Linked DNA regions of Homo sapiens: region 1 is linked to region 2. Evidence: read pairs that join two places in POLR2A ChIA-PET (ENCODE). Cell type or tissue: A673. All regions are shown on one strand. Links, peaks and the distances in the headings refer to the core of each region. The heading gives the core; the rest is flanking DNA. Region 1 overlaps RABGAP1 (RAB GTPase activating protein 1). Region 2 overlaps RABGAP1 (RAB GTPase activating protein 1).

Region 1 (12,690 bases), core at 5,385-9,384, 100 kb after region 2:
TGTATAGAGTGAAATGGGTTGCTTTTCTTCCATCTTTTTTCCCCCTTTACATTTGCTTTTGCTTGAGTGGTTGGTCCCTGAAGAGGCAGTAACTATGGGCATACATATGTGTATGTATGTCCCTGCAACATTTAAAGTGTGTAAATGAGAAGACCTTGCCTAAACCTGAATAAGAGTTTACATGATTAACCTAACTAAACCCTCTCTTTCCTTATGTTTCCACAGGAGTCTCCCCAGGACAGTGCTATCACCCGGGATATTAACCGAACATTCCCAGCCCATGACTACTTTAAGGACACAGGAGGAGATGGACAAGATTCCTTATATAAAATATGCAAGGTATTTCATGTCAAAAAAAAAAAGGACTCAATTCTGAGTGGTGGTTCTACTTTGAAATTACATAAGAAACAACTACAAAGTGTAATTTGTATTTGATGTTCAAGAATTCCAAAAAGAGAAAAGACATTGCAAAGTCAAAGGTGAGAACACAATTTTAGATTCATTAAAGAGTAGAAAATAATAAGAAATAAAATGGTAGGGTTTCCTTTCCCCTTCTAATCAGGATTTTTAGATGACAGTTCCCTGGCTCCACATTTAGACTTTCAAAATTTGTTTTTATGTTAAGAACCTCTGAGCCCTGTGACACTGCAGACTCCTTTTCAGTATTCACTTTATAAGTGATGAACTTGGCACCTACGGTACGGTCTCACAGTGGGAAGTGTCATTGCCCATCCAGGTGTACTTATAGCACTGCAGCATAGTAAATGATGGAAGATTCTGATTTCTCTCAAAAGGTCTGTACCCGAACACTAAAGGAAGTAATAGCCTGTTCAATTTCCGTATTCCATTTTCAAATAGATTTGGCACATTAGAGCTATTGGGTTATAAAAGGAGGAGATAGGAACGGAGTTTTTCAGTCTTCATCTGTTCTCAGAATTAGTCTTCAGTCTTTTCCTCCCAAAAGTAATCAAGTACTTATTTAGCATCTCCTATGTAGTAAGTACAGGTAAGGCATGAGACATGTCGCTAATGCTATATGACAACTGGTTTTAGGACAGACTAGCAGTAAAGGATAGGCTCGCCAATGAAAAATTCGATGATTTAAACTACAAGGACAGTTGAGTTTAGAGAAATATTTTTTAGATTTCATTTTAACTTTTACATAGGATACAGATTTCTGTGGTAATCTTTCTTTCTGATCATCCTTTTTAGCCCCTTCTCAGTTTTATTTCCTGCTTAAGCAGTGACCCCTGCCATCTCTCACTTTACTACAGAATTTCCTAGAAAGAAACGCTATGTCCACTGCCTCTGGTCCCTCGTCACATACTTTTGACTCCACTATATTCTAGTTCCTATTTCATGGTGCTCTTCCTTGCAGAGCTTTCTGCTCTTGAGCATAAGACATGTCACTCTCTTGGGTACGGGCTCCCTCTCATGCCTTCACTGACTTCATCATTTTATCTCACACTACCTGCCCCTAAACCAGAGGCCTTCCTCTGGGTGCTCAGTTGGGTAGTTTGGCTAGCTCTACACCATCTCCCTGGGTGATCCCTTCTACCCCCAAAGCTTCAGCTATCATCACTGTACAGATGTTCACAAATCTACATTAACTCAAGGTCTAAATTTCCAGCAGACAATTAGTCTCCATGTAAAAGTCTGTCAATTGTATCAAACAGAATGGGTTTAAAAATACAGTTCATTTTAAAACATGGTTTATTATGAAAAATTTCAAACGTAAACATTAATTAGTATAATGATTAGTCTAACTGATAAGTATAGTTAATATCCCCCACACTAATTATTTATCAATGTATTGTCACAGTTGCTTCATCTTTTTTTTCCTTTTTTCTAAAGTACTTTAAAACAAATCTTAGACATCATGATCCTAATTTTTTAATACTACATCTCTAAAAAATAAGTTTATCCATCTTTACCAATTAATTAGTAGCTACTCCACATTCAAATATCCTTAATACGGCTAGTTAGAATCAAGAGCCAATAAGACCCACATTACATTAAGTTGTTGTCTCTTTTTAAATTAAACATAGTCCTCCTTTTCTCCCATACCATTGTCCTGCTGCAGACAGTCATTTCTGTTGGTTTTCAGTCCTGTCTTTGTCTAGGTTGAGTTAGATATGACTGATGTCTCTCTTAGCTTCATTCTCTCTCTTCACTGCCCTGGTACAGGCCAGTATCTTACATTGCTGGCAGTTTTACAAAAGCTGCTCTGCCTTTGGGTTCTGGCCTGTTGATTCTTTGCTCCTTGCCTAACGCAGAATTAGATCATTTCAGTGGCCTCCACAGAAACCTTTATAACTGCTACTTTATAACCCATGGAATTAAATGAAAAGTCCTAGTTCATTTCCCTGGATTCCTTAGCTTAGTGTTGAAGATATTTTGTATTATATCCTGACTTAGCCCTTATTGCTGCTTCTCCAAATATTGTATGCATTAACTACATTGAACTTCTCACTGTGCTCTGGTTGATTCACTTGTCTAACTTCCCCACTGAACCGTGATGTCTTCAAGGGCAGGGATCATTTCTTAGATATGGTAGCATCTGTAGCACTTGGCACAGTGCTTGGTCTATAGTAGGTGTTCATTAAGTGTTGATGAATTAGTGAAATGTCTTTTCTTCCCCCAGATTTCGTTACAGCCAACATGAAACTTATACTCCAAACATTTTCCAAATGTATCATATAATTTCACACGTATATGATTCCTTTATCGTCCATCAGCCTGAAAAATATGCTCCCCTCCATTTTCTACCTATAGAAATTCAGTACAGTTTCATCCTATTATTACTGCATAATTGGTGAAGCTCTGTGCTGAGCATGTTAAATGAGAGGACTAAATGAGAAGAATACATCAACTCTGTGTTATTAATACTAGGCTTATTCTCTTATTACAAATAAAGTAAGTTACATGCTCAAGATTCATATCTAGGCTGGGCGCGGTGGCTTATGCTTACAATCCCAGGACTTTGGGAAGCCAGGGTGGGTGGTTCACCTGAGGTCAGGAGTTCGAGACCAGCCTGGCCAACATGATGAAACCCCATCTCTACTAAAAATACAAAAATTAGCTGGGCATGGTGGTGGGCATATGTAATCCCAGCTATTTGGGAGGCTGAGGCAGGAGAATTGCTTGAACCTGAGAGGCAGAGGTTGCAGTGAGCCAAGATTGTGCCACTGCATTCCACCTCGGGTGACACAGGAGACTCCATCTCAAAAAAAAAAAAAAAAAAGAAAAAATCCATATCTAGACATTGGGAGTTGTGGGATTTTAACCCAACTCTGACTAACTCTAAAGCCTCTGTTCTTTTGTAACTGATAAAACTGTTAATGGATATCTTCAAAGACATTGCCTGTTTTCCAGAGAGCTGTGTTAGCATATATTACTACTCATTTTTAACACAGTATTAATACTGGTAATAACATTTGTTAATTGTTATTAATTTGATAGGAAAGTGGTGCCTCGTATTATAAACTGATCATTTCTAAAGCCCTTTTTGCACATCTTGTCTCTGGAAAAGTATGTATGTTTCTCATCCTGTAGCCTTCTTATCAGATAAACTGAAGAAATGGGTGTGGTATAATAAGATTACATTGAATTCTACGAAAATTTATTAATGCGTGATCATAATGTATGTATTTTTAAAAGCTATAGTTTCACCAAAGCTAGTGATAAAACTTGGTTGCATATTAACTTGACTAGCATCTAATAAGTATTGGCACTATATTTTGCCAAGAGTTATATATTCTAAACATACCCAATTCTAAGTTGCTTTCTTGGGACACAGAGCAACTTTGGCACAAAAAATAAGTGGAAAACAAAGGGAGTTTCACAAGAAATAAATTTGTCAAACAAGGAATAGCATGTTGAAGCTATAGGAATTTCCCTTTCTACCACATTTACATGAGAACTGCAAATACCAGTCATAAAAACAGAACTCTGAAAAAGAACTAAAAAACCAAAGAGTAAACCATGAAGAATGTTAGATGTCAATATTCTATTCAAAATAATGTTCAGAGGAGATGGGTAGTAATCATTTGCTGCCAAGAAAAATAAAAATAAGAATTCCAGAGGAACCCACAAATGGTTTCAGAGTAATCTCACTTATCAGAAAAGTTATTACTGGTGTTGTGGAAAGAATTATATTTTGGTGTCTTTGCCAAAAGAGCTTTTCCCAGAAAGAAAAATGAATAACATTAACAGTGTTTCGTGAGCGCATGCTGTATATGAGGTGCTGACTCAAGGTTGAATAGAACATCACCCTGTCCCTCACAAAGCCTACCATCTGGCAGAGAAGATGGACATGTAAAATGCAGTGTGGGGCTGGGCTTGGTGGCTCACGCCTGTAATCCTAGCAGTTTGTGAGGCTGAGGCAGTAGGATCACTTGAGCTTAGGAGTTTGAGACCAGCCTGGGCAACATAGTGAGACCCTGTCTCTATTAAAAAAAAAAAAAATGCAGTGTGGGCCAGGCACACTGGCTCACACCTGTAATCCCAGTACTTTGGGAGTCCAAGGTAGGAGGATAGTCTGAGCCTAGGGGTTAGAGACCAGCCTGGGCAACGTAGTTGAGATCCCATCTCTATAAAAAATTTTTAAAAATTAGGCAGGCATGGTGGTGCAAGCCTGTGGTCCAGGCTACTCAGGAGGCTGATGGAGCAGGATCCCTTGAGCCCAGGAGGTTGACGCTGCAGTGAGCCATGATTGTACCACTGCACTCCAGCCTGAGCAACAGAGCAAGACCCTGTCTCTAAAAATAAAATAAAATGCAATGTGGTAATAATATAATAATAACCATGCATGTATAGCAGGTGCCATAGAGGCAGAGAAGAGAGGAATTCATTCTGGGGGAATTGAAATAAGTTTGGTGCCTGAAGGAAGAGTGCATGTTTGAGGCAGAGAGGGAAAGGACATCCCAAGGAGAGGGAACATCATGAACAACAACAAGGAAATACGAAGTTTTTTTTAGCGCAGAAGTGGTTTTTCCTTAATCTTCCCTACTCCTTCGCCACAGGAAATGCAGTGGTGATAGCTGTATTCATTGTAAAGAAAAAGTTAAGATTGGAGAGAAGTATTGGCACCACTTACTGTCTGTCAAAATGCTGTCCCAGTGTGGGTAGCATCCTCCAGGGTTCTGTATTCAAGGTCCTATAGTGCCACCATGGCCCACAAGTGGCTACATTCATTTACATTTCCTCTGTGTGTTTTATTTTCCAGGCTTATTCTGTGTATGATGAAGAGATTGGTTATTGCCAGGGCCAGTCATTTCTTGCTGCTGTGCTCCTTCTCCATGTGAGTAATTAGGTCTCTGTTATGACTTAACACATGGCCTCCCTCAGCTTATACTAACCTTAGGCTTGAGCATGGTTTTATATTGGGTTTGGACAGACTCTTAAGGCATGAATTTTAACACCTATAGCTGGAAACTTTTTCCTTAAATTAACTTAATGTCATTGTGGAGGAGATATATGATGAGAATAAACGGCAATGTTGAAAACTGGTACAGGGGTAGACTTCCTTTTTATTAATAGGATGATTGGAGAGACTTTAATGTTGGTTGAACTCTTGGGGACGTTTTATCTTCTCTAAAGTAGCCGCTGTCATTAATACTTGTTTTGAGATTTAGGTATTGGGGTAGGAGGAAGGCGGAAAAGTTGGTTTTCTTTTAGTACCATTTTATTCATTCATTGGCTTAGCAAACACCTTTGCCCTCCACCTTTTTTATTTTCTTTCAAATCCACAGAAAACTCTAAACAGTGTTAAGGTGAACAGTCTTTATCTAGTTTACCAATTAATATTTTCCACACTGCTTTTTCTGTTTGTCTCCCTCTGCATCTCTTTTTTTCTCTTTTCTGCATAAACACACATTTTCTTTTTTACTTAAATTGTTTTTTGAAATTATTCTTGAAAGTAAATAACAAACATCAAGACTTCTAAATACTTGATCATATATATGCCTTCTGGGAGCACAGAATTCTGTATCATAATCATAATACCATGATCACATCCAAGAAATTCCACATTGATTCAGTAATGTCTGATACACAATACACATTCAATTTTCTCCCAATTGTCTACTCCATAGAATCTAGCTTTTTTTCTAATCAAGATCTAATGAAGATTCAAATATTGAATTGTCATTTCTCTTTATTCTTTTAATCTAAATTACTCCTTTGCCTTTTTTTGTGTTTCATGCCATTGATAGTTTTGAAAAATTCAGACAAATTGTCATATAAAATGTCCCACAGTCTTGATTTGTCTCATTTTCTCATGATTCAGTTTAAAATGCTTGGCAAGAATACCACACAGGTGATGTCAGCAAAGAGTTTTGAGTACCTGTTATGATCTGTACTGTGCTGAAGATCAGAGGTAAATAAGAGACATGGTCTCAATCCTCCTGGATACAGAGCTTGTGAATCCAACTAGCTTTAAGCACATAATCACACAAGTATATCATTTATTACTTTCAGTGGTGCTATTAAGGTATAATAAAAAGTTTGGTGTAAGATTGTAACAAGGGAGTCTTACTTAGATTAAAGGCTTCTCAGGGGAAGTGACCTGTAAGGAGCAGCCTGGAAAATGATAAGGGATATCATTTTCTTTTGCTCTTTTCTGTGTTAACTTTTCAAAATGTTGTTATGAAAATAATAGATCTATTTGAAAAGGGAGTAGAGAATAGAGTGTTAATGGGAAAGTGAATGGTACAGTATACAGAAGTCCTAAACTGGGGAAACACTTGGTGTATGGGAGGAACTGAAAGGAGGACAGTGTGACTGGAGTATCCTGAGTGACTGGGAGTTGAGGAGAGAGCTAGGGAGAGCTTTGAAGCCCAGATAAGGAGTCTGAATCTTGCTTTTCTAAGCAACAGGTATTCAAGGGTATTAAGCCATTTTGTGTAGATTGCAATACAAGTTTGAGTATCCCTTATTTGAAATGCTTGGGACCGGAAGTGTTGTGGATTTTGGATTTTGGATTTTGGAATATTTGCATTATACCGGTTGAGCATCCCAAATCCAAAAATCCAAAGTGTTCCAATGAGCATTTCCTTTTAGCATCATGTCAGTGTTTAAAAAGTTTCAGATTTTGGAGCATTTTGTATTTTCAGATATGGGTTGCTCAACCTGTACAAGTAAAACAAAAACCACTTTGGTTTTTCTTAACTGAACCCAGCTTGTTGCTATTGGTAGTCATGTAAAAATATGATAAAGCTATGACATGAATAAAGAGGTTGACTTTTTATTTTGTTTTGTTGTTTTAATGAGACTTTATATCTCAAAGTCCCACAAGCCTGGGTGATTTATCTTCGTTCTCACCTTCAGTTCAAGGACATTTATCCCCTTGAAAATGGGTTTTCCAATCAGACCCTCCATGTCTTGTTTTGAACTCTTGCTGCTTGCCAGAGTGTTATAAGTGCTTGTTTAGAGTGAGGGGAGATGGGCTACTTAGCATCAGAATCACCACTGTGGGTTAGGCCACATCTCCTTGCATGTGGCAAAGTGAAGTTGCCTTCCATGACAAAGACTTCAAAGATCTGGGCTTTTGCCCCAGATACTCTTAACTTACCAGTAATGATCTGCTATGCTTTTCTCACTTATTACTTAATCTGATTTGCTCTTTAGTTCTGCTTTCTTCTCAGTGATTTCTGTGCTCAGCCCGCCTCCATCATCTTGTTCCATAGAAGCCTGCCCACCTTCTTGACTTTTTTGAAGGCTTGCTACATTCACACCAATCCTTAAATAACATTTCCAGTGCTTCTTTTTTCTCTTTTGAAAATATCTTGCCAAGTTCTCAGGGAAATAATTATCCATAAAACTATGGAAAATGTAGGTATTATTATAAATGTAAATAGAAGTGAAGGAGGCTTTTGTAGTACTTCAAGCATTACTGCAAGCCTTAGAATATGTAAGGTTCTTCTAAAACAAGCTATATTTTTAACAGTGAGGAAGAAAAACAATTTTGCTAGAATGAAATAGCAGCTAAGGGAGGAAAAATGGTTAAACAGAGGTCCCAGGATTTGGGAAAGATGACACCTACACTGTATATCAGCCTATTTCTGCTCAGCTCAAATTCTGTCCTTTCTACAAAGTCTGTTTCTGACTGCCTTAGGCAGATACAGGCCTTCCTGTTCTTGTATTATCACTGATGTCTAATTCCTATTACAGTTATTTTAATACTGGCTGTGTGAGAGACTCCTTGAGGACAGGAACCATACTGACAAAGAGTAGTCATTGTTAACTATTCCTTGTTTGAGTGAATAAATGTTTTAAACACAACCTTAGGCCTGAGTTTCTGCATAGCACTAAATTTTCTGGTAAGGCAATAATATAAAGCTGGATTTAATATCCTGAGAAAACTTCTGTATGTTTTGTGATTCCCCACCGCCATCCTCCCTACCCAACAACTTGCCTATCTGTTACAGATGCCTGAAGAACAGGCATTCAGTGTTCTGGTCAAGATCATGTTTGACTATGGGCTCAGGGAACTTTTCAAGCAAAACTTCGAAGATTTGCATTGCAAATTTTACCAGTTGGAGCGCCTCATGCAGGTAAAAAGAGAAACCAGCTTGTGTTTGACAAAAAGAGTACAGGACTAAGGAGCACCAAATTGAGGAAATGGTGCCAGGGAGCATTGGTAATTGCCTTAGCGATCCGTGGCTAAGGATGGGTTTCATTTTTATCCTTTATCACTATGTGATTATGATGCAAAGATTAACAAAGTGTTAAACTTTCACACCTCATGGATGTGAGCTGATAAACTCCCAAAAGATCAGATGACTTTGTTAGGGGTCTTTTCCACAGCTAACTCAGTCAAGAAGTACTCCCCAAGGCTCTGAAGCTGACTGGTTAGGAATCTCATAACAAAAGTGAAACAAACTTTCCCAAATGTTTTTTACTTTGGAGAGAAAAACAGGCTTTCCAAATACTTGTCACCATTTTGGGGATTCCTCTTTCTTTAGAACAAGTTTGTGGTCTGGAAAAAAGAGTTGAGTGCCAGCTTAATACCAGATGATAAGTGTTCTAAGCACTTTGGAGATTTTTAGAAAAACACAAGTATTTTACTTTTTTGGCCTATTCCTGGTAGATTTATGAGCCTCCTTAGTGGGAATTGGACAGATGCATATGTGCCCAGAACTAATTGGTTTGCTATTTCAGGAATACATTCCTGACCTGTACAACCACTTCCTGGATATAAGCCTTGAAGCACACATGTATGCCTCCCAGTGGTTTCTTACTCTTTTCACTGCAAAATTCCCTCTCTACATGGTCTTCCATATCATCGACCTGCTTTTATGTGAGGTATGTATCAGAGGCCACAGCACTTTGGCTTTTGTTTGCAGTGTACTTGAGGAGAACAGATTCTGTTTTGAGTGTCAGCTCTGTCAAAACAGAATTGGTCTCTTTAATTATTTTATTTTATTGCTAGGAAATCTAGGTTTAAGTGACTTCCTTGGACTAAAGCTAATGATCGTATTTGTTAAAGGTGTACTCTGAAAAGACGTACTGAATTAGACATTTGTATTAGTTCATATTAGTTTTGGCTGTATTGAATGAAGAAACCCAAAGTAACAGTGATTTTAAAAAATAGCTTTTTGCTCTCTTGTGAAAAAAAGTCAATGTTGGCAGTAGCGTGCCTTCCCCTCACTCTGGCTGTTAGCCGTATGGAGGAGTAGCACACCAGCCATTATATCATATTCAAGCCAGGAGGATTAGAGGATGGGAGAGGGTGCCTCCTCTGTTTTCAAAAGAGACTTCCTGGAAGTTCCATCCAGTATTTCCACTTTATGGTCAGAACTTAGTTACATGACCACACCTAGCTGCAAGGGAGACTTTTTAAAAAATAAGCTGAGCAGGAATTTGCTAAAAATTAGAGATTTATTACTAAAGAGAAAATAAGATATTAGAGTAAATAACAGTCTTTGCCATGACGTAATTTTGGATTTTGTGTGGTGTGTTTAAGAAAAACATAATTATAAAAATAATATATGTTTATAGAAAATATAAGTAAAAATAATTTAAAATACTACAAATCCCACTGTCTATAGGTTACCTCCTTTAACAGTTTGGTTAAAAGCAGTATCCTTTCAGCCTTTTTTATGTGTTCATATATGTGTATGTATAATTACTATACAGAATAGTATGGTTTCCATATGGATGGAACACTATATATATTATGGTTCTCCTATGTGTATATTTAAAAATATGATTGTTATTTATACTCTTTGGTATCCTCTTTTTAAATTTCATATACTTGAACATACACATCTGTACTATCCTTTTTAATTATGCTATATTCAAAACATACAAAAATTCATAAAGAATTTGTATCTACCACTCAGCTTGAAATATTCTAAGAAACAGAAGAAATAAATATTACCAAATATGCCGTTTTTCTTAGTTGCTGCCAAGTATCCCATTATTTGGATGTGCTATACTTTATGTAACCAATTTCTAATCACAAACCTTTAAATTGTTTCTAGCTTTTTAGTAGTATAAACAACCATCTGTTAAGTAGCTACTAAAGGCCAGGTGGCATGCTAAGTAATTTACATAAACTTTTCAGCTAATTATCTCAGAAAACCCATAGGAGAGTATTAGTTATGGAAACTGAGGCCCAGCAGCTTAAGCAGTTTAACTTGATCAACAGATGTTAGTGCTTCCTCTCCTTTGTTCTTAGCCCCAGGATTTGCAGAATGGAGGGAGCCTTGAGCAGATTCAGTTCTGGAATATAGGGCTTATCGACAGAGTGGTTGCTGTGCATGGATTGGGACAGCACAAGATAAAGGAAAAGTTCCCCAGGAGTTATTTCCTGAGAGATCACAACTTTATGACTGATCTTTTGGTTTGGAAGCATGGAATGCTTTGGAAAAGCATTTCTTATTATTGAATATGAGAACAGGGCAAGAAAAGCTCTTCTCTCAGAAAAAGGGGAAGCTAGGTCTTTAAGCAGCTTTTCAATGGCCCTTTAGTTTTTATTTTTCAAGGTAGTTCTGAGATAATGCATTTCCTTCCTTAAGTTTTCACAATTTCTTTAAAAATGTGGGGTATAAGGACAAATAGCATAATAGTCGAGATATAAAAACTGACAGTGTTCTTTTTGTCTGTTCTCTTTCAGGGAATAAGTGTTATTTTTAATGTCGCCCTTGGATTATTAAAGGTACTCATTTATTTATTAGCTGAGTTATCTGTCATTCCCTGCTCTGCACTTGCAATACATTGGTTGTAGTCTCATTCTGAGCAGTCACTGTGCACTAGCATTACCCATGACAGTGGATGTATGCAGGTGGCTCTGACAAAAGCGAAGAAATATCTTCTGGGGATTATAAAAGTGCTGGAAATCTAGCATTACCCCTAACAGTGGATGTATGCAGGTGGCTCTGACAAAAGCTAAGAAGTATCTTCTGGGGATTGTAAAAGTGCTGAAAAGTGCTGAGAATATAAAAAACTTCTTGTGCATCCTTATAGCAACACATTTTTTCTATATGTGTTTGTATTTTCTTCAAGACTTCGAAAGATGACCTGCTGTTGACAGACTTTGAAGGTGCCTTGAAGTTCTTTAGGGTTCAGCTTCCTAAGAGATACCGCTCAGAAGAAAATGCAAAAAAACTAATGGAATTAGCCTGCAACATGAAGGTAAAATAATTTTGCATTAGTTAAGATTCTGTTTTTCACTTAGTGTCTCACTATTCCTGATCATTTATAATACATAATTATTTATGTATTATATTTATAACATTTATAATACATATTAGTGTTAACATTTATAATATATAAATAATATTAATGATGTTTTCTTCTGTATTATATAACTCTTAACCTTTTTTTCCCCAAAATACTTTCCTATATATTATAATCCTACGAATGAAATCTCGTTGTCCCCCCAACCGCCAAACTATAGAAGAGTATTAATATCCCTGTTTTGAGACAAATCAAAACAAAAAGAGGTTGTAGTTCCCTAGTTGTACACCTGGTTAGTGGCAGAATTCAGGTTTCAGGTTTCATGATTTCTTCTACTGTGCTGGTTTTTTGTTTTTGTTTTTTTTTTTTTCTTTTTTTTGAGACAAGGCTAGAGTGCAGTGGCACAATCATAGCTCATTGCAGCCTGGACCTCCCAGGCTCAAGCGGTCCTCTCACCTCAGCCTCCTGAGTAGCTGGGACTACAGGTATGTGCCACTACACCCAGCTAATTTTTAACTTTTTTTTGTAGATTTGGGTTCTCACTATGTTGCCAAGGCTAGTCTCAAACTCCTAGGCTCAAGTGATCCTCCCACATTGGCCTCCTAAAGTGCTGGAATTACAGGAGTGAGCCACCACGCCTGGCCTTAACTTTCAACATTTGTTCTGGTCAGAAGTTCCCTAAAACAAAGCTAATAATACATGAAGAAAACTCAGTTTTATCACTTCAAGTGGCATTTGTGATTCGCACAATTTTTTTAAAAGTAAAAAGGTATAGGATCTTCTTGTGTTCATGTTATCATAACATTGTATTGTATTGTATTGTATTGTATTGTATTGTATTGTATTGTATTGTATTGTATTGTATTGTATTGTATTGTATTGTATTTATTTTCTGTGGGGCTTTTTTTGAGACAGGGTCTCACTCTTGTTACCCAGGCTGGAGTGCAGTGGTGCAGTCACAGCTCACTGTAGCCTCAACCTCCCTGGACTCACTTATTTAGGGCT
Region 2 (12,690 bases), core at 5,158-9,157:
ATGTTGGCCATGCTGGTCTCGAACTCCTGACCTCAGGTGATCCGCCTGCCTCGGCCTCCCAAAGTGCTAGGATTACAGGCGTGAGCCACCACGCCCAGCCTGTGCCACTTTTTGAGGTAATGAATTTGTTTTAAAATTGACTTTGGTAGTTGCATGTATCTGTGAATATACTTAAACCATTGAACATACATTTTAAATGAATGAATTGTGTGGTTTATGAGTTATATCTCAATAAGTCTTTTCTAAAAAGCTCCCTGGACAATTAGCGGGAAAGGGGCAAGAGTGGTAGCAAGGAGGGCAGGGGTAAATGTGCTCTGATTCAGAATATGTTTTGGTATTAATGTGAGTAAATTAGATATAGGGTATGAGGTAAAGAGAAGTAGATGATTCCTAGATTTTGGCCTGAGCTGTTTAGTCTAAATCTGAACTAAAAAGTAATGGCATTACCTCAGTAATGCCATTTACTGAGATGGGAAAGAGAAAGGTAAGTCCAGAATTGGGTCAGGAGAACATATTACATTTGAGTTGACTGTTAGCTGTCTCTTTGGAGATGTCAGGTAGGTAGTTTGATAGTTGGATATATGAGACAAATACTAAGGAGAGGTTGATTGTAGCTGCCATCAATAGTATTTACATGCTATTTAAAGCTATGAAATTATGGCTGGGTGCAGTGGCTCAGGCCTGTAATCCCAGCACTATGGGAGGCTGAGACAGGCAGATCACTTGAGGTCAGGAGTTTCAGACCAGCCTGGCCAACATGGTGACGCCCTATTTCTACCAAAAATACAAAATTAGCCGGTCATGGTGGTACAGCCTGTAATCCTAGGTACTTGGGAGGCTGAGGCAGGAGAATTGCTTGAACCCGGGAGGCGGAGGTTGCAGTGAGCCTACATTGTGCCATTGCCCCCCAGCCTGGGTGACAAGAGTGAAACTCCATCTCGAAAAAATAAAAAAATAAATAAAGCTATAGAATTAGATGAGACCACTCACAATGTGAGTGTAGATATTGAAGAGACAAGTGATAACAGTTGGTTCTTAGGGTACTTCAGTATTCAGAGATTGAGATGAAGAGAAATCAGCAGAAAAAACTGAGAAGAAAGAACTCTTGAGATATAAGAAAACCCGGGTGTATTACTTCGTTTTCACACTGCTGATAAAGACGCACCTGAGACTGGGAAGAAAAAGAGGTTTAATGGACTTACAGTTCCACACATCTGGGGAGGCCTCACAATCATGGCAGAAGGCAAGGAGGAGGAAGTCATGTCTTACATGGATGGAAGCAGGCAAGAGAAGAGAGAGATTGTGCAGGAAAACTCTGTTTTAAAAACCATCAGATCTCGTGAGACTCACTATCATGAGAACAGCATGGGAAAGACCTGCCTCCATGATTTAATTACCTCCCTCCAGGTTCCTCCCACAACACATGGGAATTGGGGGAGTTACAATTCAAAATGAGATTTGGGTGGGGACACAGCCAAACCGTATCACTAGGAGAGCAGAATTCCTTGTAAGACAAGTGAGGAAGGTGTTTCAGGAAAGCAGTAGTGATCAGGTATGTCTGATTTGGCTAATAGATTGATTTAGATAATAAGTGAAAAGTAACAAGATGCAGGCCTTGGGGATCCTCAAGAATAATGGGTTTTTTTGGAGAGATTGGACTGTAGTAAGGTTAGTGTGGGTTCATTAGTAAATAGGAGATCAGAAAGAAGTGGAAATAAATATAGACAACTTTTTCAAGGACTTTTGCTATAAAATGAGGGCAGAAAAATTGAGTGATAGCTGCCAGGGTTATGGATTTTATTGAATGATTGTAGGATATTTATATATTGGCAGGAATTATTTAGTAAAAAGGGTATGTTACTAGTATGAAGAGAGAGCAGAATCTTTGATTAGGGAAAAGAGTCTCCTGTGCGTAAGTAGAACAGTTAGCCTAGGAACAGTTTCTAGAAATTAAGACAGCAGTAAATATGCAAGTAAATCCATCTTGTCTCCTTTTGGATTTCCTCCATTTGAAAATTTTCTTGTAAACTTTCAAAGTAGTTTGACTTACTCTTCCTGTTTCTACTTTGATTAGTCATTTATAGTACATGGGGGGAACCCTCAGGTATCTTCCGAAGAACAACTTTTTTTGCTGTCTCATATGTCTTTTTTTCCTGAAAAAAATTTTTTTTTTTTTAGACAAGAGTTTCACTCTTGTTGCCCAGGCTGGAGTGCAGTGGCATGATCTCCATCTTCCGGGTTCAAGTGATTCTCCTGCCTCAGCCTCCTGAGTAGCTGGGATCACAAGCACACACCACCACACTTGGCCAATTTTTTGTATTTTTAGTAGAGATGGGGTTTTACCATGTTGGCTAGGCTGATCTCGAACTCCTGACCTCAGGTGATCTACCCGCCTCGGCTTCCCAAAGTGCTGGCATTACAGGTGTGAGCCACCATGCCCTGCCTTTTTTCTTAATGTTTAATTTTTGTGGGTACATAGTAGGTGTATATATTTATGCGTTAATGTGTATATATGCATTACATGAGACATGAGACATTTTCGTACAGGTGTGCAATGAGTAAAATTACATCAGTGTAAATAGGGTATCCATTACCTTAAGCATTTATTCTTTGTGTTACAAACAATTCAATTCTACCTTTTTTTTTTTTTTTTTTTTGAGGTGGAGTCTGGCTCTGTTGCCCAGGCTGCAGTGCAGTGGTGCAATCTCAGCTCACTGCAACCTCCACTTACTGATTTCAAATGATTCTCATACCTCAGCCTCCTGAGTAGTTGGGACAGTAGGCGTGCACCACTATGCCCGGCTAATTTTCATATTTTTAGTAGAGATGGGGTTTTACCAGGTTGGTCAGGCTGGTACTGAATTCGTGGCCTCAAGTAATCTGCCTGCCTTGGCCTCTCAAACTGCTAGGATTACAGGCATGAGAAACTGTGTGTGGCACAGTTACACTCTTAGTTATTTTTAAATGTTCAATTAAATCATTTTTTACCAGCACAGTTATACTCTTTTACTTTTATTTTTTATTTTACTTTATTATTGTTACTATTTTTGAGACAGAGTCTTGCTCTGTCACCCACGCTGGAGTAAAGTGGCAGGATCTGGGCTTACCACAACCTCTGCCTCCCAGGTTCAAGTGATTCTCCTGCCTCAGCCTCCTGAGTAGCTGGGATTACAGGTGTGTGCCACCACACCTGGCTAATTTTTGTATTCTTAGTAGAGACGGGGTTTTGCCATGTAGGCCAGGCTGGTCTCGAACTCCTGACCTCAGATGATCCACCTGCCTTGGCCTCCCAGAGTGCTAGGATTACAGGTGTGAGCCACCGCCCCCAGCTAGTTATTTTTAAATGTACAATTAAACCATTTTTACTGTAGTCACCCTATTGTGCTAGCAAATACTAGGTCTTATTCTTTCTAACTATGATTTGTCATCTTTACCAGAAAGAAATACCCGTATAGTCATGCACTGCATGACAGCATTTCAGTCCACAACCAACTGCATGTATGAAGGTGGTCCCAAAAGATTATAATACCATATTTTTATTGTACCTTTTCTGTGTTTAGATATGTTTAATACATGCATACTTACCATTGTGTTAGAATTGCCTACAGTATTCAGTATAGTAACATGCTATACAGGTTTGTAGCCTAGGAGTAACAGGCTATACCATACAGCCTAGTTGTATAGTGGGCTATGCTTCCTGGGTTTATGTAAGTACACTCTATGATGTTCATACAACAGAACTGCCCAACAGGCATTTCTCAGAATGTATCCCTGTTGTTAAGTGATGCATGATTGTGTTTTGTAGACAAGGAAATTGAGGAACATGTTCTCCAAATTTAAAATATTTCCTCTGTGTGTTTTAATTTCAGTACATTTGTATATTATGTAAGGTTATTATGTATAGAACTGGAATTGAGGAATTATTCAAATTGTTAAATCTTTAAGGTCTGTCATCAGAGGAAGGTATAATAGTGTTACTGGAGATATCTTGCGCAGTGGTCCTCTCCTTTTTGAAACCTTGTATCGTTTCTCAGCCCCTAGTAGAATGACTAACAAAATGACTTAAAAAAAAAAAGATTTGTAGAGCATCTTATCTATCTTCCTAACACATTTTTTTTGCCATTTCAATGTGGTATAATATGGAATTTAAAACATTTTATTTTGTAGAGACAAGGTCTTCATATGTTGCCCAGATTAGTCTCAAACTCCTGGCCTCAAATGATCCTCCCACACTGACCTCCTAAAGTGTTGGGATTACAGTTGTGAGCCACCACGCCTGGCCAACATGACATTTAATAAATTCCAAGGCTCTCGAGTTTTGTTTGTTTGTTGAGACAGAGTTTTGCTCTGTTGCCCAGGCTGGAGTGGAGTGGCATGGCACAATCTCTGTTCATTACAACCTCAACCTCCTGGGTTCAGATGACTTGTGCCTTAGTCTCCTGAATAGCTGAAATTACAGTCATGTGCCAGTGTGCCACCATATCCGGCTAATTTTTTTTTTTTTTTTCTTAGTAGAGATGGGGTTTTGCCATGTTGGCCAGGCTGGTCTTGAACTCTTGGCCTCAAGTGGTCCACCTGCCTCAGCCTCCCATTGTGCTAGGATTACAGGTATGAGCCACTATACCAGGTCCTGGAATTTTTCTTTGTTTCTGTTTTAATGCTAACATTTATGCTTGGGACATAAACATAAAAGTGGAACCATGAGTTGGGTGTGATAGTGTGTACCTGTAGTTCCAGCTGCTTAGGAGGCTGATGCAGGAGGATTGCTCAAAGCCAGGACTTCAAGGCTGCAGTGCTCTATAAGCATGCCTGTGAATAGCCACTGCAGTTCAGCCTGGGCAACATAGTGATACCCTGTCTTAAAAAAGAAATGTTTTTTTAAACTTTTATTTTAGATTCAGGGGGTACATGTACAGGTTTGTTACAAATGTATATTACATGATTCTGAGGTTTGGGGTACAATTACACCCAGGTAGTAAGCACAGTACCCAATAGATAGTTTTTTCAACCCTTATCCCTCTGTCTCCTTCCCTTCCTACCCTCTGTTGCAGTCCTCAGTGTCCATTGTTCCCATCTTTATGTCCATGTGTACCCAATGGAAAACATATTTTAAAAGTCTGTCACTATTCCACCCCAAAACTCCAAAAGTCCCAGTTGAGTGTCTTGTTGAAAGGTCATTTGACAGCTAGTAACTATCACAGGATAGGAATTCCCATTTTTGAAAATATGATAACCTACACAGCCTAAGAAGTTTCCATTATAAAATAATTAGGAAAGCTGGCTGAAATGTAACAAACAGCTTTTTAATTGCCTAGCTGTATTTACAAGAAAGTAATGACAGTCTTCAAGGAACAAAAACAAAGAGGGTACTGAAAGCTGGAACTATACATATGGGCTGACATTTGGTCTGCACTGAGGAATTTTCTATTCTTTATAACCAAAGTGCTTGGATTTTGATAACTACGTTGGGCAAGAGGTAAGGCCTTGGGTTTAGAGAGAGAGGTGTTGGAGCTGAGATCTCCTCAGAAAGTGTACTCAGGGGCTACTTCCTAACTTGAAAGGATAGGGTAAAAATTCTACCTGTACTTCACAGGAAAGAACATAAGGAAACTTACATTTCTTAGCTTGGACACTAATTTGGAGGAGGGTCTTGCTGGGAATTTATTCCCACAGGCTTGCCTTCATGTATGTTTAGAGTTTGAATTTACACTGCTTGTATGTTCCTTGATTGATAATACTCCAGGCACCTTACAGAAGCAATTGCAGAACTACTCTGGAAGAACATACTTGCCACTCAGGCTACATGGTATTTCCCCAGATAACCCTCTTAAAGCAGAGCACACAATCCAAAATTTACAAATATATACAAAGAATTATTTATTATGAGCAAGTTAGCAAACCCCAGCAGAACTGAATCCCACTGGAACTTGGGCATTAGAATTATTAGGTATAACCTTAAGGGAAATATGATTAAAATCATTAAAGACTTAAAGCAAAATTAGAAAACATTTAAAAAGAACAAAATATCAAAAAATGTAAAAATTAAGCCAACTAAAACTGGAATTCTGCAATTAAATTTAGAGCCAGTGAAATTAAAAGTGCAGCAGATATGTTAAACAGCAAATTACACATGGCTGAAGAGAGAATCAAATACCTGGAAAATGGATCTGAAGAAATTATCCAGAAGATAGCATTGAAAGATATGAAAGACCACTTAAGAGACATGAAAATTAAGATGAGAAGGACCAACCATCTTAAGTGTTCTATAATAAGAGAATGGTGAAGATGGAAGAAAATACTTGAAGAGATAATAGTTGAATATTTTCCAGAAGTGATAAACGATATAAATCATTGGCTTCAAAGAACACAGTAAGTCCCAAGTGGAATGATAGTAGAACTGGAGAACATCATAGCCAGAGAGAAAATAATACAAGGCTGAATGAGAATAGAGATGAAGTGGACTTGGTGCCTGTATTTAAGATGCTTATAGCTTAGGGCAGATGACAATTAAAAATCTTGTTACATTTTTTTCTGTTAGTCTTTCCTTTGTAACAGATTACCTCTGCCCATTGTAGTGGCACATGTCTGTAATCCCAGCACTTTGGGAGGCTGAGGCAGGAGGATCACTGGAGCCCAGGAGTTCAAGACCAGCCTGGGCAACAACAGTGCGACCCTGTCTCTTTAAAAAATAAAAATAAAAATGGTAAGAAAAAAACTCCAAATTACCTCGATACTCAGTGGATTAAAACTATTTCTCTTGATTTTGTGGATTGACTGGTTGGTTTTTGCCAATCTTGCGCTCATACAGCTTCATCTGGTGGGTCGGGTGGGGACTGGACTTGAGTAGGATGGCTGGGTCTCCTTCCATGTAGTCGCTCGTCTTAGGCTTCTTCACAGCATGGTAGTCTTAGGACAGGAGTAGCAGCTGTAAGGCCCTTGGGGCTGTGGGTTAGAAATTATACCACGTGGATTCTCGTGTTCAAAGCAAGTCACAAGTCCAGTTCTTATTCAAAGTTTTGGGTAAATAGGCTATATCTCTTGATTGGAGGTGCTGTAGAGATTCTCTGGCCGTATTTAATTTTCAACATCAGTATAGTTAGATGAATGCTGTGGTGTAGATGAGCAAAGGGTGCTATAGAACAGAGGATGGAAACCTAATTCAGCTTGAGGGAAGGGTCAAGGAAGGCTTCTTGGAGTTGGTAATGCTTTACGTAAGCCCTTTAAATAAAAGTATTATGTGATGGTGTGGTTATAGAAAACATAAAGGTATGGCCGGGCGTGATGGCTCACACCTGTAATCCCAGCACTTGGGGAGGCCAAAGTGGGAGGATTGGTTGAGCTCAGGAGTTGAGACCAGCCTAGGCAATATAGTGAGAGCCTATCTCTTTATATATTAAAAAAAAAAAATACATAGAGGTATATTTCTTTTTTTTTTAACCTAGTCATCCATAAGCAGGTATTTTTCGTAATAAAATGTTTTGACAACTCATATCAAAATGTGAGAACTTTCCATAAAAGCAGAACATGTATTTTCTCCATCTGACTGACTATATGTTCCTCTCAGTTGGGAATCTTAGCTCTTACCCAAAGATACTCTATAAATACTGGTTGGGGATGCATTGATGAACTAGTGTTTCTTATGCAGAAAGATCAGTTACTTTTTTTTGCTTTTGAGACGGAGTCTCGCTCTGCTGCCCAGGCTGGAGTGCAGTGGCATGATCCCTGCTCACTGCAAGCTCCACCTCTCGGGTTCACACCATTCCCCTGCCTCAGCCTCCCAGTAGCTGGGACTACAGGCGCCCACCACCATGCCCGGCTAATTTTTTGTATTTTTAGTAGAGATGGGGTTTCACCGTGTTAGCCAGGATGGTCTCGATCTGACCTCGTGATCCACCCGCCTCGGCCTCCCAAAGTGCTGGGATTATAGGCATGAGCCACCGAGCCTGGCCAGATCAGTTAATTTTTTAAACTCTTTAATCCTCATAGAGTTTTCTTCTTGAAAAATCTAATTGACATTATTTAGATGAAAGAAAATTGCCAAACTTTATTAAAATAGCAGATAACAAAAGTCACTCTGTCTCAGTAATGCCGAAACTAATCTTCTGATTTGGTTTCTGATACTGCTTTTTTAGAACCTGATAATCTGCTGGACGTGGTGGCTCACGCCTGTAATCCCAGCACTTTGGGAGGCCGAGGCGGGCAGATCACCTGAGGTCAGGAGTTTGAGACAAGCCCGGCCAACATGGCAAAACCCCATCTCTACTAAAAATACAAAAATTAGCTGGGCGTGGTGGCATGCACCTGTAATCCCAGCTACTCCGGAGGCTGAGGCAGGAGAATTGCTTGAACCCGGGAGGCGGAGGTTGCAGTGAGCTATCACGCCACTGCACTCCAGCCTGGGCGACGAGCGAAACTTCGTCTCAAACCAAAAAAAAAAAAGAAAAAAAGAACCTGGTAATCTTGTCCTCTGTAATGCAGATCTTTTATTCAGCAAAGTTACTGAACATGAGCTCAGTTTAATTAAGAGGGTTATAGTGGTGGTGGCAGTGGAGACACATCAGTAAATACGTCATCATGATACAATTCATCATGTACTAGAATCTAGGTATGAGCGAACTGTGTGAGAATGTAATTGTTGCCTAAAGAAGAAAAGAAAGGTTATGTGTAGTAGGTGATAGTTGAGAAAATATTAAGAGTGCCCTGTACAAACAAGTGAGCCTGTAACGTGGTAAGATCCAGAAGCTTGAAAGAACATGGAGTCAGGACTACTGTAGGTAGAAGAATTGATTGTATTTGCTTTTCTTTTCCTCCCAAGATGGAAATGGCTTTGTCTTTTTTTTTTTTTTTTTTTTTTTTTTAGTTATAATAATGTTTGCTTGATATAGAAAACCAGGCAGTAAGAGAAGTAACTAAAACCCAGCCATGGCCATGTGCAGTGGCTCATGCCTGTAATCCCAACACACTTTGGGAGGTGGAGGCAGGAGGATTGCCTGAGCCCAGGAGTTCTAGACCAGCCTAGGTAACATGATGGGACCCTGTCTCTATTTTTAAAATAAAAAAATTAAAATAAAACCCATCCATAATCCCATTACTTAGTGAAACAGTTGTAAATGTTTTGGGCCTGTCTTCAGTTGACTTTTCAGGATAAATTCACAAGCTGCTGTTCTTTCCCGTCCTCTTTTTATTTTAAAGTAATACTAGAAATTCTAATGATAACTTTATGTTGTTTGGTTCTTCCTTCATAGAGTAAGATAAAAAGACTGATAATCAGAACAGCCATGGTTTATAAAGTAAATCATAAAGAAATTTACTGATTTAACAAAGATCACAGAATGAGTGTGTAAGCAGGTTTGAGATTAGTAACTAAATCTTCAAATATCCAAATTGGACTTTTGGTTATTTCGTGTCATGTATTCTGACACAGCTAAGGTTATTTAGTGTTATAAGTAACATACATACTTCTTAATTGCTCAGCTTTTACACTGAAGCTCAGCAATATTACTCAGTTTGAACCATTTTCATTTGTGTTTTTACTGCAGTAGGATTAAAATAGTGGAAACTGTAGATCATCAGGAATTCGTCTTTAATTTTCTGATCATCTAGGGACTTCTCAAGCACAAAGTGTCCCTTCCTAAGCATGTTTTCTTGAGGGCCTAAATATCCTTCAGAAAAGGATCCCAAACTGCCTGAAGTAGCTTTGTATAACTGGCAAATCAAGTGGGGCCAAGTTGGTATTGTTGCAGTGAAAGGAAACAAGGACTATAAAATTAGAAGTAGAAAATTGAGACCAGGAAATGACTCTGGATTTTGCCTTTGGAACATTTTGTCCTTTGGTTCCATAAATGCAATTTTGCTCTCAAGGAAACAGACTTGTAGCCAATTCTACCGTATAAGATATTGCCCTTATTTGATATATTTAGAAAGGACAAATGTTATTCCAGTATGCTGCTTTTGTACATGAATAGTAGGTGTGTTCTTAGAGTTTCTTTGGGCCACGAAAAGTAGAACTACTTGCTTTCTAAGTTTATTGTTTTCAAACCTCAACTCTAATAGGTGGATCAGAGTTTCTTTAGAAAGAGCTGAGAGTGGGGTGGAGGAATACCAACACTTATTGGATGCTATTTGGCAGGTACTGTGGTGTGAGAGTTAAATGAGATAGTTCTGTAAAAACCACACGATACAGTGCCTGAAATATACGTAAGTGCCCAATAATGTTATCAAACCCTAATAACAATCCTGTGAGATAGATATTAACATCCTCATTTTAGAGATGAGACAGTTGGGGCTCCCAGACATTAATTTGCCCTCAGTTACAGAGTTAATGTCAGAGCAATGTCCCAAAGCCAGATATGTCTTACTTGGGAGTCCAAGTATGGCTACTAAGTTCAGTTGCATAGGCTTTGCACACTACAGTTCTAGTGAGAGCCATTCAGATAATCTGTGCTGTGAATGGGGTGCCTCTTGGAGTTGTGCCACAAAACAACTCTGGGCCCAGTTTTTTTTAGTACCACCCTGCTATGTAAGCAGAATTATGAATAAACAATTCATCATGCAGTCTCCATCCCTGCAAACGTTTATGTCATATGTTTACAGTAGCTGCTAAATGCTAAATTGGCCTTTTTATGTTTATTGTTTTCCTTAACAATTCAGGACTTTCCTAAAGAACTGTTCCTTTTAATGTAGAGTACATGGAAATAAACACAAATCTAAATGTAATTCTTAGTTGTACTATTCATAAATATTTGTTTTGCTTTTTTTGTCTTCATATTTGTGCTAAATTACATTAGAAGTCTTTGTTGGACTTCAAAATATATTGTTTGTGTTTTGCACTGGGCTCTTTGCAGTGTTCTTATTGTAAATGTTAGCCCTTAATGACACTTGCTCAGAATAATGAAAACAGATGGTATTTGTTTTTGTTTTTGTATTTTAGTAGATAAAGCTAAAGTCATTCAGATTTCCTTTCTATAATTAAACCAAAATTTGTAGAATATTCAGTATCCAAGTAGGATAAAATCATACTGCTTTGGCTTCCATTCTTTGCATTTGTAACATTCAGTTCAGTAAATATGTATTTCAGGTGTATTTTGTCCCAGTCACTATCTGAAGCTTTGGGGATATAAAGATAATTTAACAAACAGTCTCTGCCCAGTCTGGTTCAAGGGACTCTCTAAACAAATATTTTCTAAAACAAGTAGCAATGCTAGAATAAACATATATGCTAATATTATGGTAGCCCTGAGGAGGGAGTGATTAAATCCTATCTAGAACGGTTAAGATCTCCCAGAGGAGATAACAGAATTTAAGGTTGGTCTTAAAGAATACACAGGAGGAGAGGATGACTTTCCAGGAAAGGAAACACTCTATACAAAGTATGGGTGCTTGAAAGTTTATGGTGGGTCCTGGGAAAGTTGAGTAGTTTGCTGTGACTAAGTGACTGGAAAGGCAGATTGAGCAGAGTTGTGAAAAGACTAATAGGATATACTTATGAATTTGGGCTTTATCTTGTGGGCATTGAGGAACCATGGAAGGATTTAAAAACAAGGCAGTGCTTGATCACAACTAAGACTGGCAATTATAAGTTGAATGGTGGCCATATGTGAAAGAGAAGAGAGAGAAAGAAGGCAGGCAAACTACTAACTGCAGTAGGCTTACGTAAAATGAAAGAGGTTGTCCTAAGGTATTAGCTATGCAGAGAAGATAGAAGGGAAAAATGGACAGACAAGGGTCAATAGGATTTGTGAGTTATATGGGAATGAGAGAAATCAAGGATGATTGTAATTCTTAATTTGGCCATGGAGTGAATGGTAGTGCAACTCATTGATTAAAAAAGGATGCAGGAGGGCTGGGTTCGGTGGCTCATGCCTGCTAATCCCAACAGGGAGGCCAAGGCGGGCAGATACTTGAGGCCAGGAGTTTGAGACCAGCCTGGCCAACATGGTGAAACCCACCCCATCTCTACCAAAAATACAAAAATCAGCTGGGCGTGATGGCGCATGCCTGTAATCTCAGCTACTCGGGAGGCTGAGACATGAGAATCGCTTGAACCCAGGAGGCAGAGGTTGCAGTGAGCAGAGATTGCGCCACTGTACTGCTCAACCTGGGCGGCAGAATGAGACTGTGTCTCAAAAAGAAAAAAAAAAGCAGGAAGAGGATCAGTGGCTTAAGTTTTGGACAGAATAAGTTTGATGTATCCAACTGAAGGTCTCTATCCAGTAGACAGTTGAGGAAGGGATTGTAGATAGAGATTTGAGATTGTTTGTTGTTGGGAGTAGATACCATACAGTGGCACAGGAGAGTCTAATAACGTGAAGTTAATGCCAAAGACAGAATCCTGGATGAGCACCTTTAGTAGGGTACATAGAAAAAAAGGAACAGTTGTGTTCTCAAATTGCATCTTTTGTGGAAATCATACTTTTTCTGTTTTATTTTAGGTCAGATTTTTTGAGGTAAAATTTACACCAATAAAATGCAACCCTCTTAGTTGTACAGTCCTGAGTTTTAACAAATGTAAAGTCTCATGTAACGACCAGCACAGTCAAGATGGGGAATACTTTTATTACTCCCAAAAGTCCCCTCGTGCATCTATTTAGTCATACCTTTATTCCCCTTCCCTGATAACCAGTGATCTGATTTCTGTCCCTATAGTTTTGTCTTTTCCAGAATGCCAGGTAAATGGAGTCATACAGTATG

What was found. ChIA-PET counts read pairs that join two places held together with the same protein. Peaks named below come from ENCODE experiments on the same cell type or tissue, not always from the same donor. Only the 100,000 strongest peaks of a DNase experiment are listed, where the experiment ranks them.
Region 1: POLR2A ChIA-PET joins it to region 2 with 8 read pairs; 1 of 35 experiments calls an interaction of 5 or more read pairs at or near these places.

What each region holds. Positions count from the first base shown.
Region 1 is chr9:123,065,123-123,077,812 of GRCh38, forward strand. RABGAP1 (RAB GTPase activating protein 1) reads left to right here. Exons shown (of 26, transcript NM_012197.4): 14 at 226-339; 15 at 5,228-5,302; 16 at 8,430-8,555; 17 at 9,163-9,306; 18 at 11,123-11,164; 19 at 11,512-11,640. Among named protein-coding and RNA genes, the nearest start is that of GPR21, 38 kb to the left of the region's middle. RefSeq lists an enhancer at 7,200-7,873. In A673, for the core only: no CTCF peak of the experiment used is centred there; no DNase peak of the experiment used is centred there; H3K27ac peaks cover 1,442 bases.
Region 2 is chr9:122,965,584-122,978,273 of GRCh38, forward strand. All of the region lies in intron 2 of RABGAP1 (RAB GTPase activating protein 1), which reads left to right. Among named protein-coding and RNA genes, the nearest start is that of RABGAP1, 31 kb to the left of the region's middle. In A673, for the core only: no CTCF peak of the experiment used is centred there; no DNase peak of the experiment used is centred there; H3K27ac peaks cover 53 bases.